Linked DNA regions of Homo sapiens: region 1 is linked to region 2. The links are chromatin contacts, found by Hi-C or POLR2A ChIA-PET in ENCODE. All regions are on one chromosome and are shown on one strand. Each heading gives the region's core, a stretch centred on a gene start or an enhancer-like site at or near the end of the contact. The rest is flanking DNA. Distances are from core to core; before and after follow the strand shown. Region 1 overlaps ZMIZ1 (zinc finger MIZ-type containing 1). Region 2 has its middle 23 kb from the start of ZCCHC24.

Evidence for each region. A loop is a pair of places that touch in the nucleus more often than their neighbours do. ChIA-PET counts read pairs that join two places held with the same protein, here RNA polymerase II (POLR2A). Pooled maps may share reads with other maps.
Region 1: a loop to region 2 is called in a pooled map, with 2.1 times the contacts of the local background. The contact joins two enhancer-like sites. A Hi-C loop is called at or near these places in 1 of 168 maps with a recorded cell type or tissue (ovary) and 5 of 50 pooled maps. POLR2A ChIA-PET finds 5 or more read pairs at or near these places in 2 of 52 experiments (A673 and WTC11).

Annotation. Positions count from the first base shown.
Region 1 is chr10:79,227,090-79,231,436 of GRCh38, reverse strand. The region is part of intron 7 of ZMIZ1 (zinc finger MIZ-type containing 1); the gene reads right to left. Among named protein-coding and RNA genes, the nearest start is that of PPIF, 120 kb to the left of the region's middle. RefSeq lists an enhancer at 911-1,205. Within about 2 kb of position 2,021, at least 5 of the 41 ENCODE cell types and tissues checked have a DNase peak (open chromatin) inside an H3K27ac peak, as active enhancers do.
Region 2 is chr10:79,465,817-79,470,672 of GRCh38, reverse strand. No RefSeq gene overlaps it. Among named protein-coding and RNA genes, the nearest start is that of ZCCHC24, 23 kb to the right of the region's middle. Within about 2 kb of position 3,117, at least 16 of the 41 ENCODE cell types and tissues checked have a DNase peak (open chromatin) inside an H3K27ac peak, as active enhancers do.

The sequences.
Region 1 (4,347 bases), core at 772-3,271, 240 kb after region 2:
CCCCATCTCTACTAAAAATACAAACATTAGCCATGGTGGTGGTTGCCTGCAACCCCAGCTGTTGGGGAGGCTGAGGCAAGAGGATCGCTTGAACCTGGGAGGCAGAGGTTGCAGTGAGCTGAGATCGCGCCATTGCACTCCAGCCTGGATGACAAGAGTGAAACTCCGTTTCAAAACAAAAACAAAAACAATAACTCCAAGCTTCTTGTGGAATCACAAGTGCTGGCAGTTCTGGGTGTGTGTCACGCATGGCCTCAGGTGGCCCCTGTGTAGCAGCTGTCCCCTTGGTGGGGCTGGGCACTCTGGTGCCCCTGATCACTTCTGTATCTTCAGTGAGATGCCATCTTTGTGTCATCTGCCTAGCTGTGTGGACATGTGACTCTGACACAGAGCAAAGGCACCCCAGGAGGAGGCACAGGACCGGAACCCTAAAACCTAGCCTAGCCCGAGCAGGGCATGAGTGCCCTCGGAGGAGGGGTCCACACCCTGGGCCTTGACCCATGGGGCCACCTTGGCACCTGTGCCCTCCTTCTTTAGAGGGGCTGTGTCTTTCTTCTCTTTTGTTTTTCTCCTCCCACAGTTCTCTTTCCATTTGGAGAGGGAGGAGAACTAGGCACAGAGGCCCTGACACTCAAATCTCTCCCTGGAGACCACTGGGCCACCTGCACATCCTCGCGCTTCCACACGGGCGGACAATCAAGCACAGGCACCACCTCCACCGCATCCAGCATGCTTCAGAGTGCTGGCTTCCCGGCTTCCCCAGGGAGCTCAACAGTGAACCACTTTCCCGCCGTCTGTGCAGGGAGGAGTTCCCATTTTCTCTCTTCTGAGACCCTTTTGAACAGACATGGACCCTGCACACAGGCGGGCCCCTCGACTCCCGGCAGACGCTTAATTGGGAGGAAGTGATTCTAAACATCTGGGGCGCACATCTGAGAGTGGGCTCAAGACCACACGGAGCCTGGAGGAAATGGGAATGTATGCAATGATGTCACTTCCTTGGCTGAGGGTCCTCAGGAGGGGGCAGAGCTAAACAACAGCAGGCATTTCTGGGGGCGTGGCCCAGGGCTGGAGCAGGGCAGCAGCCTGTGAGCAGATAGCCGGCCACCTAGAGCAGACGCTGCAGATGACCCTGGCAGAGCCGAGCAGCAGGACCTGTGGTGCACGGAGCAGTGGTCCCAAGGGGAAAGGGGAGAGACAAAGGAAGTGGGGGAGAGAGGGAAAGGAGGAGAAAGGAGACGGGGAGAGTGAAAGAGAGGAAGGAGAAAGGGGGGCGGGGAGAGAGAGAAAGAGCCAAAAGGACAGAGGCAGAGAACTGTTTTGCTCGGCCGGAGCCTCCCAGGGCAACCTACGGAGGAGGGCAGCGTCCCCACACAGGGTGCAACGAGTCAGTTCTGATCCTGGCTCAGTCCCTCCCTAGCTGTGTGACCCTGGGCAAGGGACTTAACCTCTCTGAGCCTCAGTTTCCTCACCTGGGAAAGAAGCACAGGGGATCCCTGTTGCGGGCTGTTGTAAGTCAAGGGGCTCACCTATGTAAACTGATGGCAGATGACTATCCCCTCACCGTCCCAACCCAGTCCAGGTTGGAAACTTCCTGCTGGAAGTGGCTGGTCCCGCCTCTCTGCTTCCCCACCCCACAGTGTGGTTCTGTGTTGTGGGTCTGTTGACACCATCTTTTCCTAAGCATGTCCCTGCCAGGTCTGGGTCTGTGAGCTCCTTTGGGAGTACAGGGTTCCCTAAGTACGGATCACAGAGTCTAAACATAATAGCTACCCATGAGCTTACGTTGAAGGGGTGAATTTAGCTTATCCTGTGCGCTGAGTTTCTGCCGTCATTATAATTATGTGCCTGTTTGAAAGGCAGACTGCTAATGTTTCCCCCCAGTAATTCCTGTTTCCTGCAGAGACAATAGTGTCTCTTCATCCCAAACAGGTGAGACTGGGTCCTCTGGAATTCCCTACAGGAGTCCAGCCCCAGGCAGTGTTTCTCACCTGGCCAGCCTCAACAAGCCAGGAAGCTTTCCTAGGAATATAATGAAGCATCTGTTAATAACTCTTCAAGGAAAGCCGTGGCCAGACTTCCCGAGCTCTGGGTTCTGTGTCTCTCTGGGCTCAGAACAGCACAGGCAGCCGGCAAGGAGGCTCTGCTTCCCTCCAGCCATCTGCCTGGCCACCGCCCTGTCCCCAGTGAGGGGAATTACCACCTTGCAGAGCTTCCACTGCAAAACACAAACACCTGGTTGCCTGGGCCGCACCTTGTCAGGGTGAGGAGATCCAGATGGTCCCTGGAGAGACAGCTGGGTTACCATGGAAACAGAATTGCTGCTGCTCCAGCCAGGAGAGCTGGATTCTAGATCTGTGGGACCCCAAGCTCAGTGGAGAGAGTGATTTGCATACAGTCACATAGCAAGTAGGTCTCAGAGCCTGGACTGTAAAGCAGGACTTCAAAATAATCAGAACTATTACATGCAGAGCCCTCATGAGATGGCAGTTTATGCTACATACTTGGTACCTATCATTTCATGAGAGGCTGGGAGATGAGGCCGGGGATACATATAGCATGGAAGCTGCAGAGCTAAACCAGGCCCACGTCAGCCTGATCTTGAAGCCCAAGCTCAGGTCCCTGTCCTAGGCTACCCCCAATTCTGGTTTCCAGCACTGGGCTCTACATAGCCTGAGACTAGCCCCATACCAGAAGCTAGCTGGCCCTGACTCAGGGAACACTGAAATGGTGGAGGCAAGGAGGGGCTAGGGGCCTGCAGGCAGAGACCCATTTCCAGGGCCTGAACCCTCACCTCCGAGCCCTTGCTCTGCCATGCATGCTGACCTGGGCAGCTCACAGGGGCAAGAGGGCAGGGGTCTGTTGGCCTGAGCCTTCCTCCCTGCCCCTGTGTGCCAGATGGGCCCTGGGAACAGGCAAGAGGCACATTCACAATGAGTCTGATCCCAGGGAAGGAGGAAGAGAAGAAGGCACAACCATGGAGGAGGAGAAGGAGCACCATATTTGGAGTTGGGGCAGGCCCAGGTCCACAACCCTCCTCCCCCAGTCTCTTGATTCTTCCTTCTTCTCTTCAGACTCAAGGGCCCACACATCCATCCACTCAGAGCCATGTCTTCACTCATCCCTTGCCTTGTTATACAAAGGGTTGAGCTACTTTGGACAAGTGAATAAATCTCTTTGAGCGTCAGTTTCCTAATCTATAGAATGGGTTGGATTCTCATGAGGATCATAAAATACCCAGCTGCAATGCATGGCATGAAGCAGTAGCTCAATAAATGGTACTTTAAATGTTACTTTCTCTTCCTCCTACCAATCTTTGAATAATTTTGAGCTGGGCTGCTGGGAAGACTTGGCGAGACAGAAGCCCTCAAGGTTTCCCTCACCCAGGGCACAGACAGGATGGGAATGGTGAGACAGAGGCCTTCAAACATCCCTTGCCCAGGGCACAGACAGGGTGCTGTGGGCCCTGTCCAGCCTCCCTCTGCCAGCTCTCTACTTTCCCCTTCTGCAGGGCTGCCTGCCTCCTGCACAGTGGCTCAGATTCTTTTTTGGGGAAAGGGGGGATGCATTCTTAGCCCCATCTAAACCTCTGCTGTCTTGGAGACCCCATTTACCCCACCTTAGTTAACAGGGTCCCACTCATCTCCACACCCTTGGAGGTGGTGTGACTGGCATTTACCTTGGCCCTACCTACACATAAGGGTTCCATATTTTTACAACACTAGGTTTTGTGCTACCTCCAGGTATGAGAGGCATTTCAGAGAGCATGAATGCCAACAGGCTGGAATAAAATTTCTCACGCATATACAGCATGTCCTATACACCTGGCCCTGTTCCAAGCACTGTATAGACCTTAACCCACTTAAAACCTATGATGTAGGCATTATTATAATCCCCTTTTGTCAAACGAGAGAACCATGGCACAAAGGAGTTAACTGACTCTTCCAAGGTCTCAGAACTGGTGATTAGGGGGCTGGGTGGGATTCACACCCAGACAGGCTACTCCAGAATCCATGCTTTTTAATGACCACCCTTCTCTATGAAACAGCTGAATGGCTTCTGGAAAAAATATCTGAAATTGGGGCTGACCCAGGCTCTCTGCTATTCATCATCCATGGGACCCTGAGTGTTGAATGAGCCCAAAGATGGGAGGGTGTTTAACCTACCAGCAAGGACAAATCATTGTCAAACACTTAAGGCCTCCACTTGCAAGCAGTTCAGGTGATCTTTGGCAGCTCTCAAATCATTACTGTGTCTTTCCCAAGACTTCATTTTAACCTGTTCATAGAAAGCAGGGGCAGCTGGTGGCTTTGGGGTTGAATGTTCTTGTTTGAATCACAATTTTGG
Region 2 (4,856 bases), core at 1,868-4,367:
TAAAAATATAAAAAATTAGCCGGGCGTGGTGGCGGGCACCTGTAGTCCCAGATACTCGGGGAGGCTGAGGCAGGAGAATGGCGTGAACCCGGGGAGCAGAGCCTGCAGTGAGCTGAGATCGCGCCACTGCACTCCAGCCTGGGCGACAGAGCAAGACTCCGTCTCAAAATAAAATAAAATAAAATAAAAAGCAAAAGCTGGTAATACGAGATAGGAGAATATGAGCAAGGGCACGAGCGCATCTGTCGCACCAGGGCATGTGCTTCCTCCGTCAGGCCAAAGACAGGGGACACTCCCTCCCACCATCATCACACACAAGTCCTGGGCCTTGCTCTGCTTCACCCTGCTGAGCTCCATGCCTCCACCGGAGCCAAAACCTGTGTCCCAGCGAATACTCTCTCTGGACTGCCTTGGTCTTCAGGTACTGCCCACCCAGCAGCCACTGTGGCAAGAGATGTGGCTATGCTGACTGACTGAGGCAAACTAGGGCCTCCTCTAGTGCTGGGGGCGGGACAAGCCCCCCACCCCTCCCCACCTAGAACTGCATGGCAGCAGTTCCTGAACATTGGGAGGGTAGGAAGGACACTGAGAAGCCAGAAGCCATGTTCATCACATAATTTGTTTCCCTAAACCAAAAGGTGATAGTGGAGTGGAAATAAAGCTTGCAAGAGGAAGAGTATAGAAACCTGAAAAATCAGGGCTGGAAGAGGACTTCATTTTCTTTTTATTTTATTTTTTGGAGATAGGGTCTTGCTCTGTTGCCCAGGCTGGTGTGCAGTGACATGATCATAGCTCACAGCAGCTTCAACTTCCCTCGCTCAAGAGATCCTCCTACCTCAGCCTCCTGAGTAGCTGGGACTACAGACACACACCACCACACCCGGCTAATTTTTAATTATTTTGTAGAACATTTCAAAACTTTCTATGCTGCCCAGCTGGTATCGAACTCCTGAGCTCAAGCGATCCTCTGGCCTTTGCCTCCCAAAGTGCTGGGATTATAGGTGTGAGCCACTGGGCCCTGCCTGGGAGAGGACTTTGAAAGTCTCATAGTTTAATTCACTTGTGTTGCTGTGATTCCTTCCTCATCTGTCTTCCACGGTGACATTCAGTCTCAGCTTGTATACCTCAGACCAAGGGGAGCTCACTCCTCCAGAGTAACCCACATTCATTCTAGAGACGTCTATAACCCCTGGAAGTCTCTCTTCATATTGAGTCGGAACATTCCTTCCTGTGTCTTCTCCCATGGGCCCAGCCCTCCCCTCTGGGATATCCAGGACACATCTGCTTCATCTGTCCTAAATCTGAGTCCAACAGGAATGTGTAAACAGTGATTGCATTTCCCAAAGACTTCTCTGGAACAAACTGACCACTCACAGGCCTGTCACCTCAAAGATGGTGGTCACAGAAGGGCCCCAACATCTGGAGTGGGGAGCTGGGGAGGCCCTTGAGGAAGCCATCTTGAAGCTGGAGGGCATCCGATGAGCATCTTCCCTGGAAGCATTGGTTGGTCTCCAGGTCAGTCACAGTTTACTGCTTAGAAACAAATGGCCTCAGTCACAGGGAGGAGCCCCAGGCCCCTCACGCATGTGTTTATTGGAAGGATATGATCTCCCACACATAGAAACACTGCCTCCTCCCACCTCATCAGTTCCCACAGAGCTCTGCAGTGCCTAGGGAAGGCCACGTGCCCTGCAGCTTTAGTTCCTGAGGTCTAGGCTGCTCCCATCTGGCCACACACATCCAGTCCCCCTCATCTAGTCCCAGGCCTGATCCCCCACCACCTAAGAGGTCTGCAAAGGGTGGGGCAGTACACCATGATAGAAGGGGTCTGGGCTGGAGTCTGAGCCCTCCAGGGATCCTGCTCTGCTCAGATAAGTATGCCTTTCAGAGCCTCAGTTTCCCTTATCTGAAAAACAGTGAAAGGAACTCATTTGAGGAGGTGCTCGGGGAATGGGAAGTACCGAGCACATGGTAGCTTCCTAACAGGCTTGTGTATTACGGTATCTTATTGATGAGGTCTTCCCTTCACCTTCCCTGATTTTCAGAATCCATTGAGGGGGTTTCAAATCCCATGTTCTAGCAATCCTGCAATTTGATGGCAAATAGTAACGTTCCTACCATGGAAACACTCTGGAAATCCTGCCTTCCTCCAAGAAGGCCTCACATGTTGATCAGACAGGCTGGTGGTCCTATGCTCTCCTCAACCCCTCTCCCCAGCTTTTATAGATCTTGTAGTAGATGACTGTAGTTGTGCCTTCCCCTCCCCTTCTTGGGAACTGTTCCACCCCATGCACACGCCTATAGAGGGGGCCCTAGCAGTATTATCACCCTTCCTCTGGGGCTTCTTTGACCTCAGGACAAGCTGGATTAGGCAGAGTTCTTCCCTCAGATTCACTGGGTTGGAAGTGGAAGAATCCCAATCCTTCCTTCTCCAGGGTGTGCAGGTCTGGAGCTGCTGCCAGTGTGCAGTGCAGGGAGAGAGCTGAGAGGGAGGGAAACAGAGAGAAGAGACACAGCATATTTGAGTTCCTGGTTTCTGTGTTCTTCAGCCCTGTCTGTCTCCTGCTTAGTGACACAAACCATCCTTAGGATCCAAGAGGAGCAGCCCATTTCCAGCCTCTTCTGAGGTCCAGCTGATCGGACTTTGAGTGGACGTTTGACCACGGAGAATTAATCCAGAAGCCAGGCAGGTCCACTATCTCCTAGAGCTGGAACATAGAGTGCCAGGGTCGGGTGTTTCCAGGGCTCCACTGGTGAGCCACCGATAAGCAGACAGAACCTTCAGACTGGTCATGAGGATTCTTACATAACAGAGAAAAACAGAAGTCCCTGGAGCCTGAGGAGGTTGGGGCAGAGAAAGGAAGGAGGCTGGGAGAGGGGCTGCCTGGGCTCCGGCCAGCTTCCCCCTTTGTGTCTTCACTGCCTTGAAAGTCCTGCCCTGGCTGCCCTCAGGTACCATCAGATATTTCTGCATCTATCTGGCAAATCTTCCCTTTTGCTCAAGCTACTTTGCCAGGGCTCTTGTTCCAGGTCCCTGGCTATCCTGTCCTTCAACATGGAGGCAACAGAGTCTGTGATCCCCCATAGGGGGCGCTGGAGAACAAGTTCTCACAATTGACCAAGGAGTTTACAGCCTTTTTTTTTTTTTTTTTTTGAAACAGAGTCTTGCTCTGTCGACTGGACTGGAGTGCAGTGGCTGCAACCTCCGCCTCCCGGTTCAAGCGATTCTCCTGCCTCAGCCTCCTGAGTACCTGGGATTACAGGTACACACTACCACTCCAGGCTAATTTTTGTACTTTTTAGTAGAGACGGGGTTTCACCATGTTAGCCAGACTGGTCTTGAACTCCTGACCTCAGGTGATCCGCCTGCCTCGGCCTCCCAAAGTGCTGGGATTACAGGCGTGAGCCACCATGCCCAGCCTACAGCCTTCTTTTGTTCAATTGAGATATGATTCACATAACATATCACTCACCTTTTTAAAATACAACATTTAGTGTTTTCTAGTGTATTCACAGAGTTGTGCAACCGTTACCACTATCTAATTCCAGGACATTTTCATCACCCCGAAATGAAACCCCATACTCTCTAGTGGTCACTTGCCATTATCCCTCCACCCTCCCCAGCCCCTGGCATCCAACAAGCTGCTTTCTGTGTCTACAGATTTGCCTATTCTGGACATTCATATAAATAGAATCATACAAAATTTGACCTTTTAAGTATGGCCGTTTTCACTTACCATAACGTTTTCAAAGTTTATTTATGTTGTAGCATGCATCAGCACTTTACTTTTTGTAATGGCTGAATAATGTTCACATTTTTTTGTACCCATTCATCCATTGATGGATATCTGGGTGATTTCCACTTTTTGTCTATTGCGAGTAGTGCTTCTATGAGCATTTGTGTACAACTATTTAAGTACCTGTTTGTTTTCAATCCTTTTGGGTATAGACTTAGAAGTGGGATTGCTGAGTCATGTGGCAATTCTCTGTTTAACTCGTTGAGGAGCCACCAAACTGTGTTCTTTTTTAAAATTTTTTTTAATTTTTTTTTTTTTTTTGAGACAAGACTCTCCCTATGTCACCCAGGGTGAAGTGCAGTGGCACAATCTCGGCTCACTGTAGTTTCCGCCTCCAGGGTTCAAGTGTTTCTCTTGCCTCAGCCTCCTGAGTAGCTGGGATTACAGGCGCTTGTCACCACGTCTGGCTATTTTTTGTATCTTTTAGTGGAAATGGGGTCTCACCATGTTGGCCAGGCTGGTCTCGAATTCCTGACCTCAAGCGATCTGCCTTCCTTGGCCTGCCAAGGTGCTGGGATTACAGGCGTGAGCCACTGCTCCCAGCCCCAAACTGTTTTCTATAGTGGCTGCACCATTTTACATTTCTACCATCAATGTTTGAGGGTTCCAATTTCTCCACATCTTTGCCTATCCCAGTGGGTACGAAGTGGTATCTCACAGAGGTTTTGATTTGCATTTCCCAAATGACTAATGATATTGAGCATTTTCTCATGCACCTATTGGCCATTTGTATGTCTTCTTTAAAGAAATATTTGTTTTCCCATTTTAAAAATTGGGTTATTTGATTTGTTTTCATTTGTTTTAATTTTTTAATTTAATTTTTTTTTTTTTTTTTTTTTTTTTTTTTTTTTTTTTGAGACGGAGTTTTGCTCTGTCGCCCAGGCTGGAGTGCAGTGGCGCGATCTCGACTCACTGCAAGCTCCGCCTCCCGGGTTCACGCCATTCTCCTGCCTCAGCCTCCCGTGTAGCTGGGACTACAGGCGCGCGCCACCATGCCCGGCTAATTTTTGTATTTTTAGTAGAGACGGGGTTTCACCATGTTAGCCAGGATGGTCTCGA